Regions from separate parts of the Mus musculus genome. Here region 1 is linked to region 2. A link is a loop called in an ENCODE intact Hi-C map of the cell type or tissue named here. Cell type or tissue: heart. All regions are shown on one strand. Links, peaks and the distances in the headings refer to the core of each region. The heading gives the core; the rest is flanking DNA. Region 1 has its middle 36 kb from the start of 9430024E24Rik. Region 2 holds the start of Gm52507 (a long non-coding RNA gene).

Evidence for each region. Hi-C counts contacts between places; a loop is a spot of excess contacts. Peaks named below come from ENCODE experiments on the same cell type or tissue, not always from the same donor. Only the 100,000 strongest peaks of a DNase experiment are listed, where the experiment ranks them.
Region 1: a loop joins it to region 2, with 9 times the contacts of the local background. A loop is called at or near these places in 28 of 42 quality-filtered maps.

The regions. Positions count from the first base shown.
Region 1 is chr2:33,679,063-33,687,391 of GRCm38, reverse strand. No RefSeq gene overlaps it. Among named protein-coding and RNA genes, the nearest start is that of 9430024E24Rik, 36 kb to the left of the region's middle. In heart, for the core only: a CTCF peak has its summit at 4,994 (motif pointing left); no DNase peak of the experiment used is centred there; H3K27me3 peaks cover 3,132 bases.
Region 2 is chr2:33,731,026-33,739,309 of GRCm38, reverse strand. Mvb12b (multivesicular body subunit 12B) reads left to right here. Exons shown (of 10, transcript NM_175184.4): 10 at 5,779-8,284. The coding sequence ends at 5,865. It overlaps Gm52507 (a long non-coding RNA gene), which reads right to left and starts at 5,828. Exons shown (of 4, transcript XR_003953788.1): 1 at 1-5,828. In heart, for the core only: CTCF peaks have their summits at 2,438 (motif pointing right) and 4,307 (motif pointing right); no DNase peak of the experiment used is centred there; H3K27me3 peaks cover 913 bases.

The DNA.
Region 1 (8,329 bases), core at 158-8,157, 52 kb after region 2:
CAGCCTCCTGCTGCCTTCCAGCCCCCTCCACAGCTCTGTTCTACTGCACTGGCTGTAAACTCTGTGTAAAAAAGCCTTTTCCTTCCTTCTTAGGACCTTTGGTGAACTCCTATTCATCCTTCAAAGCCCTTGTCCTTTTCCCCCACCTAAGCAAATTAGTTTTTTTTTCTTCTTCTTCTTCTTCTCAATTTAGCACAAACTAGAGTCATTTGGGAAAAAGGGAACCTTAGTTGAGAAGATCCCTCCTTCAGACTGACCTCTAGACATGTCTGTGGTACTTTTTTGATCGCTTTTCTCCTGGCTCCTGCCTCTGCTCCTGCTTGAGTTCCTACTCTGACTTGCCTCAGTGAAGAACTGGGATGAAGACACTGAAGGCCGTAAACCCCTTCCTTCCCAACATTCTTTTGGCCATGGTGTGTATCACAGCATCAGAGATCCAAAGTAGAATACCCAAAGATGTCTTCCCAGTGTGGTGGCTATTCTTGGTTGTCAACTTGACTACATCTGGAATTAACTAAAACCCAACAATGGTTGAGCACACCGGTGAGGGACTTTGGCTTAATTGTTTAAAGTGGGACGATCCTCTCCTAATCTGGATCTTCCAGGTGGGAAGATCCACCTCTAACCTGGGCCACACCTTCTGCTGGCAGCCTTATCTGAAGCACATGGAAGAAGGGAGCTCTGTCTTTGCTTACTCACCATCACAGGCAAGTCCCTGCCTTCACTGGCATTAGAGCCCACTTTAGGATTCCGGGGTCTACTGAAGACCATCTGAGACATTCAACCTGGTGGACTGAACTATTGGATTCTTGGACCTTCTAGTCATAGGCAAGCATTGTTATCTTAGCTGAACCACAGCCTATAACCAATTATAATACTCTCTATATATTACATGTAACATAATAATTATATATATTTATTTAATAATATTTTAAACCCTATATAAAATTACATACTGTATATAATAAATACCATATAAAATTCTGTAAGTTCTATTACCCTAGAGGACACTGACCATTACGCTCAGTGTCAATGTCAGCTGTTTCTCATTTGGGAGCCACCCCAACCCTTTGATTATCTTATGGGGTATTTTCCCCACTGGTCTACAAGGCGTCAGAGACGACCAGTGGAGAAGGGAGAATTTTTAGCTCACTCATCTTGTTATGAGCGGTGAGTTCTTGTTCTCTGCCCTGGCTTGCATGGACCCCAACTGGCAGGGAAGCCACTCCTTCAGGCCCATGTCCTGGACGGGGCAGGTAAGTATGCCACACTGATGCCTGGTGCTGAGCCCCTCCCTTGTGCTTTGCTCAGGATGGAGTGGTCCATCTGAGGAGACCCTTCCCAGGACCAATCTTCAGTCTAAGCTCATGTATATCACAACCTGACCTCCCAAGTGGGATGTGCAGCCCTGGCACTTGGCTGGTCTATCGAGAGTTAAGTCTAGATTAATTAAACCCAAGTGGGGTGCTGTCCACTCTAAAAGCCCTAAACAACTATCCAATCCTCTCCCACCCACATCAGGTGGCTTGTTTAGACCAGGGAAGTTGGCAGATAGGACACACTCAAAGGCAATGCTGCACGTGTTACAGGTGTGCAGCTCAGCTTGCCTCCTGCACCTGTTACAGGTGTGTAGTGCTTGCATCCTGCACCTGTTACAGGTGTACAGCACTTGCCTCTGCACGTGTTACAGGTGTGCAGCTCAGTTTGCCTCCTGCACCTGTTACAGGTGTGTAGTGCTTGCATCCTGCACCTGTTACAGGTGTACAGCACTTGCCTCTGCACGTGTTACAGGTGTGCAGCTCAGCTTGCCTCCTGCACCTGTTACAGGTGTGTAGTGCTTGCATCCTGCCCCTGTTACAGGTGTACAGCACTTGCCTCTGCACGTGTTACAGGTGTGCAGCTCAGCTTGCCTCCTGCACCTGTTACAGGTGTGTAGTGCTTGCATCCTGCCCCTGTTACAGGTGTACAGCACTTGCCTCTGCACGTGTTACAGGTGTGCAGCTCAGTTTGCCTCCTGCACCTGTTACAGGTGTGTAGTGCTTGCATCCTGCACCTGTTACAGGTGTACAGCACTTGCCTCTGCACGTGTTACAGGTGTGCAGCTCAGCTTGCCTGCACACATTACAGGTTTGCAGAAGGGTCCTGAGAGCTACTGCTGGGACCTCCAGGTCTGTGTGGCCTGAAGCAGGAAACAGACCAGGAACTCGTGGACAGTGGTAGAAACCGAGATAGTGTGTTGAAGGAGAAAAACATTTCTGGAGCTAGAGAAAGGTCACATGTCCAGTAGCACTAGCCCAGGGGAGTAGTGTGGCTTCATTTACAAAGTCTGTCCCCTTTTCCATAATTGAATACTGTGGGCTTTTCTCAAAATGCTTTGTCCCTTACATGTAGCCTTTAAAGAGGGAGGGGACACTTCCAATCATTTTCTCTCGTTGATTTTATTTATATGCTAGTGTGTGTGTGTGTGTGTGTGTGTGTACAGGTGTGTTCACATGTCTACCATGTATGTGCACGCGTGGAAGCCAGAAGTCTACATCAGTTTCTTCCTCTATCGTCTCTTGATGTCCACCTACCTTTTTGAGGTAGGGCCCCATACTGCACCCTGAGCTCACTGGATCACCAGAAATGCAGGACTCACCTCTGTCCACCCCACCCTCCAGTGCTGGGCTACAGACATACACTGCATATCTGGCTTCTCATATGGGGCTGTGGATTTGGACTCAGATCATCACACCTCTATGGTAAAGACTTTACTGACGGGAACAACCTCCTTAGCTCCTCCTGGGCTAACCTTGGTGCTGCTCTCCCCATACTATTCTGTCATATACCAGCATCCTTTCCGGGGCCCTCAGATTCTCGGTGAGGACTATGGAAAGCAGTCTGGGCCAGTCTGGGCCAGTCTGGAGCAGGGACAAAGGCAGGGGGCAAAGAAGGCTGCTCTCTGCGGCTCCTACAGTGCATCTTAATTTCATACCAGATTCCCCATAACCGAGTCATTAACACAGATTAATGTTGCCCAGGTATAACAGTACACCTGTGACCCCAGCTACTTGGGAGACTGAAGCAGGAGAATTGCTTGAGCCCAGGAGTTTGATGCTAGCCTGGGTAGAATAATGAAAATATGTATCAAAATAAAGAGATACTTAGTAAAAGCAGGCTGGGGATGTAGCTCAGCCGGGAGAGTGCTTGCCTGGCATGAACAAAGCTCTGAATTTGATCCCCACATTCAGTAAACCTCTGTGGCCATTCACCCATTTAATCCCAGCACCAGCAGCCGAAGACAGGATTGCAGGCTCGATGTCACCCTCAGCGCTATATCAAGTTTATCAGTATACCTGAGACCCTGTGTCCAAAAAAGGGGGCGGGGGCGAGAAAAAGAGGTAACATTTGAGACAGAGATTTTTTTTTTCAAATAGTATAATGTAAAAATTTTTCTTTATTGTCCATTCGGACTATCACTTCCTAGCTGCATGGACTTGATATGCAGCCTCCTCCCCCACTGCCACCCCACTCCACCCCTACCCCACCCCCACTCTTGGGTTCTTTGTCTGGGTGTTGTAATAAGACCAGCTTGCATCTGTGTTGAGCACGCAGAGGGTGCTTCGCTCCTCCTGCCAATCCACCCAGGGCTGGCTTTATTCTCAGTCTAGCTGTGGCTGGCTGCCTTGCTCCCTGGTCACACCAGTGAGCTCTTTTAGTCCTGGCTTCATCTGGGGTTCCTAGTTTTGGGGGTGACCCTGACCATCTCTGTCCAAGCTGGACCAGGAGGCACCCCCATAAGACAGGAGACAGAACCGGGCATCCAAGGAGTGTCTCCTCCAGGGAGCAAGCTTCTACAGTCCCATCTTGCTGTGGCAGCATCTGAGGCCCAAATGTGTGCTCTCTGGACAGGGTTTAGGGGTCCTTGCTTTACGGTTCCCTAATCCTCACTTGGCAGAGAGGAAGTGTGGGTCAGCCTGGCCCCTTGGAGAGCAGCTGGAGGGGCTGCCAAGGAGAGGCTCACAGCCCATCAAAAGCACCTTTGCCTCCAAGGCTGCCCCGTCCTTCATTAGGAGATAAATCACTACATGGATGAAAGGCTCAGGCAAGGAGCCCGTCTGAGGAAGAGAGAGGGGCCGAGGCCTCTTTCCGGGACTCCTGCAGAGCTGGCCTCCTGGGCTCAGAACAAGTGGTCTCCAGGCTGGTTCCCCTGCTTGGCTCCACACACTGCCCAAGCCCATGGCTTCAGCCCTTAACACTTGCTGAACTTGAGATGGCCCTGACACGGGTTCCTCAGCCACCCACCCAAAACAAATGGATCCGGCCTCCTGTATCCGATCTACATAGCACAGAAAGCCTGGAGCTTCGAAGGGCCCTCTGCTCAGCACTCGGATCTACCGTCTTTTGACTCTTTTAAAAAGTTTTATTTTGGCTTTCTTGTTTGTTTTGATTGGTTGTTTTTTTTTTTAAAGACAGAGAGAGTCTCATGCTGTCGCTCAGGCTAGCCTGGAACTGACTACATAACCCAGGTTGCCCTCAACCGTTTGTCAATCTTCCTGCCCTAGCCTTCTGAATATTAAGATGGCAGCAGACCTGGTTCAGTGGAAATCCTTCATAAGTTTTGCCCAGAAAGCCACACTGTTGGCTCTGGACATCAAGAGCATAGATGCTCAAAGCCTCAACACAGGGCAGCACAGGGAATGGCACCTGGAGGCCAGAAGCAGAGCAGGTGTCTCTGTCACCTCAACACAACAGTGCCTCTGTGCCTACTCAATGACAATGGTCAGTGTAAGCTATTAAGACAGGATTTTTGAGGCTTAGGAGGAAAGAGAAGACAGACAGACAGACAAAAAGACAGACACACACACACAGAGATACACACACACACACACACACACACACACACACTTCACACACTTCTGCCAACCTGGAAAAATCAAACCTACTTCACCTGGGCTCCACCCGGCAGGTAGCTTGTTTTCTGCTGCCATCTGCTGGCTGGAACGGGACACTGCAGCACAGCAGTAGCATGTGCTACAACATGAAACTCTTTTTTTTTTTTTGTTTTTCTGATAATTAGAAAATGATGGGGCACAGGCGCTGGAGAGAGACTCATCAGTCAAGAGCACTGGCCACTCTTCTAGAGGACCAGAGTTCAACTCTCAGCACCCGAATGGCAGCTCACACCTATCAGTAACTCCCGTTCCAGACTTTCTGCTATCATCACAGACATACAGGTAGGCAAAATACCTATGAACATAAAATAAAAGTAAATTATAAAAAAAGAGTCATACTAAATATTTTCCAGATAGTGGTGGCACACACCTTTAATCCCAACACTCAGGAGCCAGAGGAAGGTAGATGTCTGTGAGTTCAAGGCCAGCCTTGTTTACAGAGTGAGTTCCAGGACAGCCAGCGCTACACAGAGAAATCCTGTCTTGAAAAGATAACAAGAAAGAAAACTATGAATTCATGGAACAATGACTTTCTAAGAACTTGATCCAGCATTAAGGATTTCCTGGTGAATCTCAAAGAGGAAAGTTAGCGCCCTCTTGGAGCTGTCGTTCATGTCGGGAGACATGAACAGAGAAGTAAGAAAAACAAATCGATCATCACCAATGGTAAGTCCAACAAAGGATGCAGTGAGGCGGCTGGAGAGATGGCTCGGCGGTTAAGAGCACTGGCTGCTCTTTCAGAGGTCCTGAGTTCAAATTCCAGCAACTACATCTGTAACTCCAGTTACAGGAGATCCAAAACCCTCTTCTGTCCTCTGTGGGCACTGGGCAGGCACACGCTAAGCACACATATCCATAAAATAAAAACAAAAAAACCAAGGTGAGACCAAAGACAAATGTGTGGTGCCTTAGCCTAGCTTCCAATCCTCATGACAACATAGGGAAACGTCCTTCCTTGGCCTGAGCCTCAGTTTCCCCCATCAGGAAAATGAGGACAGTAACAGTGGAGTTATGAAGACGTACTGGGGTCCTGGGTGGGGAGGCTCTCTGACCAGTCGAATTCATCCCAAGATTTGAACTGCTCACTAGTGCTCGCTCTAGAACCTGGCAAGCACTGCAGATTGCTGGGGAGTCCTCCCATCCAGCCCTCAGGAGGCCTTGCTTCCCATTTTACTATGCACAGGAAGAATGAGGCACAAGAGGTAAATTTAGACACACCATAGGAGCAGCAGAGCTGGGCAGCAAGAGGACTATGGGTCCTATCTCCCCAGGACCAACCTGTCTACTACCTCACCCCAGGACACCTCCACCTCCCCTTCCAGGCTTCACCACCTATACGTGGAGGCAAGAGTAGAACCAAGGATTTGCAGTCTGCACTTGTAGGGTTTCTATCACAGGACAACATGTCTTTTAGCCATGCTCCCTCATGCTGAGCCTGACTCCTCATGCTGAGTCTGACTCCCTCATGCTGAGTCTGACTCCCTCATGCTGAGTCTGACTCTTCTGACTCCCTCATGCTAAGTCTGACTCTATAATGCTGAGCCTGACTCTCTCATGCTGAGCCTGACTCCCTCATGCTGAGTCTGACTCTCTCATGCTGAGCCTGACTCCCTCATGCTGAGTCTGACTCTCTCATGCTGAGCCTGACTCCCTCATGCTGAGTCTGACTCTTCTGACTCCCTCATGCTGAGTCTGAGTCCCTCATGATGAGTCTGACTCTATCATGCTGTGTCTGACTCCCCATGCTGAGCCTGGTTTTCATGCTGAGCCTGACTCCCTCATGCTGAGCCTGACTCCCTCATGCTGAGTCTGGCTTTCATGCTGAATCCAACTCACTCATACCAAAGCTGACTTTTGGGCTCATGCCAGTTTGCCTGGACCTTTATGAATTGTAGCCCATGCAATGGTTAATCTCAGTTGTCAATTTGAGATCCAGAATTATCTGGGAGTTACCTTGATTAGGGTAGCTGAGGAAGGAAGGCGTGGCCTCTGTGGGTGGTGGCATCCTGGTGAACGTAAACTGAGTGCTGGTATCCAGCTGAGTGTTCGGTAGCCTCAAACTGTGAGCCAAGGTGAGCCCCTTTTCCCTTTAGTTGCTTTTGGCAGATATTGTATCAACAGGGGAAGGAACACCCAAAGCCCCACAGCCTGAGATGTCCTATAGATCCAGGCAAGCCTGTAAGAAAACATATTCTCCATTCTCCAGGTGAGAGCTGAGGCTCAGAATAGACACGCATGTGCCCAGGGTCCTCCTGCCCAGAGAAAGGCAGGTTGGGCTGCAGAACTGACTGGTAGCTGGCTGGTCCCTCTGAACAGTGGGAGCCATGAAAGGTTCAAGACATTAGTAGGCCTATGTCTAGGATGCACTGTCTGCCCCACAGGCCTGTGAAATCTTACTTGGCTGTGTTGCACCTCAAAGGACAATGATGGGAGCAAATAGAAACCTGCCCAGTGCCCGGGGCTGCTCTTGCTCAGTCTCATCTTTCAAGGTGAGATGAAGAGATAAATTCAACCATGGTTAGAGGCCCTCAACACTCAGGCCCCATGGGTTTACCATGAGTGTGTGTGTGTGTGTGTGTGTGTGTGTGTGTGAGAGAGAGAGAGAGAGAGAGAGAGAGAGAGAGAGAGAGAGAGAGAATGTCGGGCGGGTGCTTTGTGTTCCCTCAGCGAGGCCCTGAACTCTCAGTCCCCATGGGTTTGTGGTGAGTGTGTCTGACTGTCTGTCTGGGGCCAGGTGCTCTGTATTCCCCTCAGCATCTCTGGTTGACTTTTGTGACCTGAGCATTCATGACAGCAGAGGCAGGAGCCACAGCTTTCCCCATGGCCCCTCCTAGTCTGCCTGAGATTTGTCAGCTTATAAAGAAGAGGCACAGTCCTCTCTGGGGCACAGCTCGGTGGCGGGGAGGCCTTCTGCTAGGCCCAGCCTCTGAAAGGTTTCCCTACCTCCCCATAGCAGCACCCTGGGGAGCAAACTTTTCAACACAGGGGCCTCTAGAGGCAGTCCCTAGCAGCCATAAAGTTGAAACCTTGGGCTTTGGACCCGGACTGAGAGAGAAGGCAGCCTGGAGTTCCCACTGTCAGGCCTTAGCTACCAGGGAAGCAATTATGATTCTTGATTCTGACTTTGCACCGTGACCCAATGAGGCGAAGTCTATCGGCCCCGGTTTTCACAGACGGCTAAGCTAAAGCTGAGAAAGGGTGACCAAAACACGCCCAGGCCACCCAGTGGGAAGTCTCTGAGTCAGATCAGACCCTAGATCCTACAGCCTCAAGTGATACACTGGCCTCCACACCCGAGGCCTGCCTGCATGTTGCTTCCGTGACCTGCATGGGGCCACACCCTCTGGACCTGGGCAGAATTCACACCTGGGGAGGAATTGGAGATACAGCCCCTG
Region 2 (8,284 bases), core at 1-8,000:
TTAAAGTACAGCAATTCCCCAAGCAGAGCTAGAAAAAGTTGCCAGGCAGAGGTGACAAACACCTGTATTGTAGCAGAGATGGAGTGGGGCAGGACCTCCACAGGATACCCCATGTGGCATTGCACGACCTGCAGCGTCTCTTCAGGTGTTTCCTGCAGTGACGTAGAGGAGGGTGTGTTCCAGCATTACAGACAGCCCCCCCCCCCAGTTTTTAATGTCCAGGTGAATGCTGAGATGCCATCTCAACCACAACTGTGGCTTCCATTCACCTGTACACACACACACATACATCTCCACAGACCCACCCAATCCCAGGCCTCCCCAGCAAGCAGGCCCCACCCACAGGTGCCTGCCTGTGGGACCACAGCAAGGGGAGGCTGTTCTGTATCCATAGAGGAAGCTTGTTCCCCCGTTCTCAGCCGTGCAGCTCCTCTACCTGTCATTCACTCTCAGCTTTTAATAGTCGTGATATAGAGCTTTCCATCTGCTTCATGAAATGTCCCCATTGACAGCGTGGTATTGCTGCCGCTGTGGTGTGGCAGCCTTCATCCTCTGCCTAGCTGGGAAGTGTACACCTCTCTCCAGGAGAGGCACGGAGGCTGACAGTCGCTCCATGGGAGTCAGGTAGCGTGTGACTCTGCTGAGTGTCCACATGGAGAGAGGACAGAACCGGGGTGCTCACTGTTGTGGCGCTGGTCATCCTGCCCCATTAGAAGCCCAGCTCCCCCACTTTGCCTGTGACACTCTTGCTGGGCCTTGCTGTCACCCAGTACAGACTCACATAGAAAACATTGACAAGACATGGACCCCAGAGTCCTCCCCCTCTGTGTCATTCAGCCCTTTGGTTGCCTGCGGACTGCATGGGTCCAGACGTTCCCAGCCCTGCATGCTAAGTGGAATATCTAGAGTCCCTGTTAGAGGGCAGATGCAAAGTCTAAGCTAGCCCATCCCAGAAATGCGGTGCAGCAGGCCCGCTCCACAGCAGGCCCAGCCCACAGCAGACCCACCCCAATCCTTCCCCAGGATTGAACCCCAGGTCCAAGACACAGCATGGAGAACATGGAGCCCATGAGTGGAAAGGGCACCTGGCAGAATGGAGGCTCATTGGAGGCTGAGCTGTGGATGAGGAAGGGCTGAGGTCTAAGGTGTATTTACAAATGGGACACAGGTTTGAGTGCAGGCTGTGGCAGTGCCTGGGAGGTGAGGGATAATGGAATAGCCCAAGGGAGGTCTGAAGAGCAGGCGGGTGGCTGCTGTGTCCTGCCCCTCAACTTCTCTCACCACACAGTCGTTTACAAAGCTCATCCTCAAGAATGGTGTGGTTGAGGTCCAACAAATGTCAACCCTCGAGCTGGGGGTGGCGGTGCGCGCCATTAATACCGCACTTCAGAAGCAGGCAGATCTCTGTGGATGTAGAGCCGAGGCTACCTTGTCTTAAAAAAAAAAAAAGTAAGTGAACTTTTATGATGTTTTAATAAATTACTTTTTTGTTCTCGACTGAATTCATAGCTATCCTGGGCTGTCTGGTCTAGCCTCTACTACTCCCTCTGCCCTGGCATTAGGCCATCTGTGAAAGCCCAGCCTTCCCTCCACTGTTCTCCACCCCTGAACCATCTCTCTGCTATTCTAGCCCACACTCCAGGGCCTTCTGTGATCTGCTGCCACGCCACCTGCTTTGGCTCTGGTTGTCACCTGACCCCATGTCTCCCACCTGCAGCCCATCAAGGGGTGGGCATGGACACCTGTCCAGCTCAGCATTTGCTCCAGGCTCCCCTCTGGGCCAGGACCAGCACTGTCCTGCCTCACTCTGGGGTCTCAGGAAGTTGGATCCTTCCCTCAGCATGCTTCCTGACTGCAGAGTAAAGAGCTAGAAAGAAACCTTCCTGCCTGCCTTGTCCCCCTGTGGATGTGACTGGCACTGAATCAGGAGAGGACGAGGGCCTGAGCAGGTACAACCTGTGCATGCCAGCCCCACCCCCACTACTGCCCCGTTGGTAGGCAGCAAGCACTTCTGAGTCAGGCAAGCCTCCCCTTACCAATCATTAAAAGGACCCAGGACCTTTCATAAATGCTGCTGCTTTCCCCATATCGGCCTCTTGGGCACAAGCACTGCTGGGTGTGTTGGCACAGATCACCCCAGTGACTCCCACAGCTCCCCTGTGAGTGGCAGGAGAAGCTAGTCACCCCTTTCCCTGGTGGCTGCAGTGACCTAGCCTCTATGATGCTGCCACCTCCTCCTAACACAATGCTAGTCTCCTGAGAGCAAGGGCTTGTGGAGACCGTGACCCACTGTCTGACCTGTCTGCCTGAGAGGCCTGAGGCTGTCTATTACAAGGTCCTGGGGCCTCTGGGAAAGTCCCCTACAGAGCCTTTGACAGTGATATCTCTTTCCTAGGCCAAGCCAGCACTACAGTTGCGATGACAGGCTGTGTCCACCAGAGGGCACCCTGCCCTTCACTGCTCAGCTGGACTGGGCTCTGCACACCAAATGCTTTTTAATTGAAAATATTTTTAATTCAAAAAGGATTTGCTGTTTGTACTCAAGTGCAGGTTTTCCTTATGCAGGAGACTAATGTCTTGAGTAAACAGGCCTGGGCTCAAATCCACCTTCAAAGGTACTCTCTGTTTGCCCAAGGGAGTGAAAGGGCTTCCAGAAGCGGCCCTAGTCTCTTGGGCAAACATTTTGGGGACGAAGAATCCCCGGTGGAGGACCTCGTCTGTGGGAAGGTTATCCGCAGCCTAAGGGGGATTATGTCGGGGGACATATGTTGAAATTTCATTTGGGGAATTAGGGAAAACAAGAGTGGGGGAGGTGACTTTTTCCAGCCAGGATAACCTAAAAAGGAAAAAGCTCCAGGGAGAGGGCGGGGGCCGAGGGATCCATGCGTGGTGCCAGCCCCCAGGGTCTCCGTGTGCTTGGGCTGCAGCACAGGAAAAGGCAAGTGTGTGCTTGCCGCTCCTTCTCCACTACAAGCCAGAGTGCAAAGAAAGGAGCGTTCACAGTGAACTGGAAGGCAGGTCCTTGCCCCTCCCAGAGACCCGCTCCCATGCCCAGCCACCACAGGCACGGACCCCTGACCCCACACATGGAGGCCCCACTGCCTGGTCAGCCATGCTTCCCCTACCCACTACCCAGAAAGCTGCAGTTCCCATCTGCCCAGCACCAGTCTCAGGCTAGGATATCCTGGGGCGGGGCCAACCGGACAGCATTAAATGAAGAAAGTTCCACTGCCCCACAGGCTTCCTTCTGCCCTGGGAGCTGGGCACAGCACGGCCTACTTCTGAACAGCTCAGGCAGCATCTCCAGCCCTGACCGCGTTGGTACCATGTGAGCCTTTTCCTTCCCTCATCTGAGAATCACTGCTGGCTTTCAAAGTGCGATACCCTACCCTGCCTGTCCCTAGTTCTCCTCGTGGTTCACCATCACCCACCTGACCACCGTAGTCTAGCCTCTGGCCCTCCCACTCCAACCCTCCCTACATCACTGTGGTCATGTTGGTCATGTGATTGGTCAGGCTTGCTTTCAGAACTGACCCCAACTCCAGTCACCTAGAAGCCACTAGAAAATGAATATTTCAGACCCACCCCAGACTTATGACCACCACTCAAAATTTCATCCTAGCTAGCCTAGGCCTTGCAGGTTCCAGGTCAGGATCTACTGTATCTCACCCCAAGGTGTCACTTCTCAGGCAGCCCCCAGGACTGTCAACCCCCACCCCAAGGGTATAGACCTATCCTCTTTGTCTTCTGACTGCATGATGGCTGTTGTCCCTGTGGTCCAGCTACCTCTACACACACACACACACACACACACACACACACAGCCTCCCGGGGACTCTCCCAGCCACCAGTAAAACTACACCCTGTCCTCTCCCTAGCCTGTGCCTTCTCTGTCTGAACTGCTGTCCTGACATCCCAGGCCTTTGTTCTATTGGGAACAGCCCCTGGCCCTCTACCCTCAAGTCTCTACCATTAAGCCCCCGCCCCCGCATCTCTGCCCTTCCATGGTTTCGCTCTTTCCTGGGAAAGGCTCCTTTGCTTGGGCCTATGCCTTGTACAACTGCCCTAGGAGGTGGTGGTTAGTCCTCGACTATATGGAAGGTTCCTGGGCCCCTCTGCCACCACACTATGAGCCCTGGGAACCAAGGATTCCACAGGACTTATGCCTTTATAGTCTTCCCAACATGACCCCATCCTCCAAACATTCCTCCTCCCACCCACCACTCCATTAGCCCCAACAGAGTAAGATAAAGCCAACAGAGGCTGGAATGTGTTTCTGTTCACTGACATGCATACACCGAAGCAGCCACCAGGTGGCAGTGTTGTGCCGACCATTGCCTGAAGCGTCTTGGGTAGACAGCTGCCTATAGCCTGATAAAATGGTGTTAGCCTGATGGGATGGTGTCCTGTGCCTTCAAGAGTCACTAGAAGGTGGGAAAATGGCAGGGGGAGCTGTGGGCGCTCTGATAGGCTCCCCTCGTAGCCACCAGCTGTTTAATAGAAACTGCTTGCCACCAAGGAAGGGCCTATGCCACCCTTGGAATTGGCTGGCTGTACCCCACCTTAGAAGTGAGTCCACCAAGATCCAGAACGGGAAGACAGGACTCACAGGTCATATGGGCACTATCTTGAGTGGCTCCTTGGTCATGACCTCAGCTACTCTTTCTCAGGGCAGCTCCCTTTGGGGGTGTGATGAGGCTGTTTGGGCCACACAGCCTGACTGGGGTCTGCAGCTTCTCCTCCTACAGTTTGGCCACACTCTGCTCCACAGGCTGAGTACCATGTGGGCGTCCACACAGAGTGACTGAGCTCAAGACAGCAGTTCATCAACCTCCTCCCTGTTGGAAACATTTCCAGAGCCCCCACTGCTCACCAGTTCTGATCTACTGAACGTGGTTGGAAACCGCTAACATAAATGCCTCTCGCCTAATAGGGCACCCCAGGCTATCCCACAAGCCCTCTTCACCTCTGCCGGGATAAGAAATCCTGTTCTGCAGCCCACCCCACGGCAGGGCCCCCTCCCACCCCAGACACTTGTGTCTTCTCAGAGTTTTCACTGGGCTTGGAGCCTTTTGCTGCCAGAATTTACTCTATAGAATTAGGATCCGCACTGTAAGGGTTAGTGGTCCTCCATAGACTGGCTCTTGGCTCAGGCTAGCAGGGTGGCCAGCAGAAGGCAGGCTCCCACATCACCAGTTGCTGTTAGTCTGCCTGTAGCTGTGAGGGTCCCCACCAGGAAGGCTCTGGGTGCCGTGAGATCCGGCTACAGAGGGTGCAGGATTGTGAGAGCCCAGAAGCCCTTCCTTCCCTTGCCTCTCCCCCGGGTCACTGAGGTGGCTGTCATGGGTGCTGCACAGCAAGGGGTCCCAGGACCTGAGGGTTGAGAGAGGCTGGTCAGGCATGGAGTTCACTCTCCGGTCTATCTCTGTCTCCGAGAGCTTTAGACACAACTGGAGCCTCTCAGCGTGGCACAAGATTCTCGTGTGAGCTTGCCATTGGCACCAGTAGTGGACACTGCGTTCTCTCTCTCTCTCTCTCTCTCTCTCTCTCTCTCTCTCTCTCTCTCTCTCTCTCACACACACACACACACACACACACACACACACACACACACACACACTTTCATACAGAATGAAACACTATCCCAGCTCTAGTTCCAGGCCTGGATGCCTGACCTGCAGTCGCTCTGCCTAAGGCTCATCAGGAGCCTCCCCTCTGCTCAGCGGGGCCTTCTCCAGGATCCTGTGGTCTGACTCTGCCTCTTTCCTTCTCTTGCAGTACGAGTACAGCTTCCGCACCGAGCAGAGCGCAGCAGCTCGACTCCCACCCAGCCCTACCCGGTGCCAGCAGATCCCCCAATCCTGAGGAGCCCACAGCCTCCTGGGGGAGAAGACATCTCCTACCCGGTGCCCAGACTACTGATGGGGTGGCTGGGGTGAGAGTCACTCCCTCCCTCACCTGCCCGTTCTGCTTGCCCTGCTCACTGGCCACGAGACTCTGGGCAGCTGCTTGGTCATGTGTGGTCATCAGCTCGCCCGCTGAGACTTCCCTGCCTCCCTGGGACCGTTGTTCATAATTGTGACTAATGTATGTGCTGTTAGTGACCAGAGGCTCCTGTGTGATGACCACTTACCCCGCCAAGAAAGAAAACTCCTTCCTTACCTGGACTCACCCATGAGGGGCCCAGGCACACACTCCAGCCGCCCAGTGACACCCACTGGCTCCCCTCAACTGACCGTCACCTACCACAGAAATCCCACAAAGCCACTAGCTCCCTCCTGGGACATTCCAGGGTTGATTGCTTCACTTAGGACCCTGCAAGATCCACTGATGGCCTCTGACCCAGCTACCTGGGAACAAGCGCCACTCGCCAGCAGGCTCCAGTGGCCCACACATGCATTTCATGACGGCACTAAGCAGCAGGACTAAGATGCACTTGAGACAACTGTGGACTCTTCCCCCTTTCCACACACTGGACGTCCAGAGAGCATAGATGGGACCCCGCTTTCTATGGAGGTGACTGGGTGCCTACCTGGATGGAAACTTGGCTGCTAGGGTACTATGCCCAGTCACAGGTGCCAATTCCCACAAAGGGCTCATCTGTGGAGTGTCCGACGACAGACGACAGCTCCATAGGCCTCTGCCTGGTGACCTGACCTGGTGGCAGCTGGCTCTGAGAAGAACAGTACAGAGGCACCAACTCGTCACAGCCAGACCCACCCCACCATCTAGAAGGCACCTTCCACCAGGGAGCTGCTGTTTTGAAAAGCCCTTCTGTCCCAGGCCTCAGAATTTGGGCCAGGACATTTCACAGGTGTCAACCTGAGGTGCCAAGTTGAACCCTCCATGTGTCGCCATGAGAACAGTAGTCACTGCTGTCCCAGCTCTCAGCCTCACCACCATGCGCTGCTTTGCCACCATTGGCTTTTAGGGCTGGAATGACACTGGTCTCCAGAGCATCTGTGGATGTGAAGATCTGCCCAGTGGTTAGAGGCCATGGGCAGCTACTTCACCAGCTGGTACAAACCTCTCCAGTCACAGCTCTATAGAGACAGCTGGGTGTCCAAGGTGCAAAAGGATCAGGAGCAAGAACAAGCCAACAAGATGGCGTGAGCTGGGGCAGGGCCAAAAATACCTCACCAGCCTACACCAGCCCCTCCTCCGTCCCAGACCCTCAGGCCCAGTCAGCCAGTCTTTCTGCTTGATGGTACTTCATTTCTATGTGTCAGGAAGGGTCACCTTGCTTCCTCCCCTCAGATGTGAGCACACCCTATGGGGTACCCATCAACCCCTTGCCTCTGGGCCCCACATCCTCCGGGTAGCAGAGGTCCATAGAGTCAACATAGACATCTCTAGCAAAACCTAGTGCCACGCTGGTGCTCAAAGGAGCTAATAAACTGACCTAAGACTGCTCCACCAGCTGGGGTCCCAAGGATCTGTGTCTGCGGCTGCAGGTGTGACATCAAGTGGCTTGTGTGGCCTGAGGCCCAAGAGAGGGGTTGACCACCGTTGTCTGAGTTAACCGGGAAGGTTGGGCACAAAGTTCTGGACTCTCCTAACCTCTTCATTGAAGTCTGTACACTTTGGCCACTCTTTCTGTTCCTCGGTTATGAAATCACTTCTGCCACAGGGAGCCAGGTGGCCCTCCTCTTCCTTGGAGGAGAATGTGGCTTCTCTGAAGCTCTCGAAGGTCCTGGCCTGGAAGTGCAAAACCGAAGACTGTGGGCCTGTTAGTGATCCAGAGGCCAAGTGAGGGGATTCCTGGAGAAAGATCTAGTGCTTTGCAGCCCATGCGTGCACTCCCACAGGACTCAGCCCCTGGGGGGAGGGCAAAGCGCCCACTCGGAGCTGGAGCAGTCTCCGGATGGACGGACGGACGGATGGTTGCTGCACACTTAGCTGAAGAAGAACCCTGACTGAGAATGTTGTAGCACTGACAGCTTCTAGCTTTTGAGGCGTTGAGGACGACTTGGTGTCTGTGGTAGGTTCCAGGTTGCACCCAACCCCTGGTTTCTTGTCTTCTGGTGATGGTAATGATCGTGTGTGCTTACCCATGCCCGTCTTATGTGGACCCAGTAGACCCAGACCTGACGGTAGAGCTGTGGCTCACAGCAGCACTGAGTGGCCTTTGGGTACCATGTGGCAGGCACACTGTCAGATGAGCACAAGGAGACGTGAAGAGCCAAACCTCTCCCATGGGTCTCCCCCTCCCCTACCAGCATGTCCCAAACTGCTACTGTCCCTGCAAGCACACACATCTCTCTTGAAATGACTAACCAGAGCA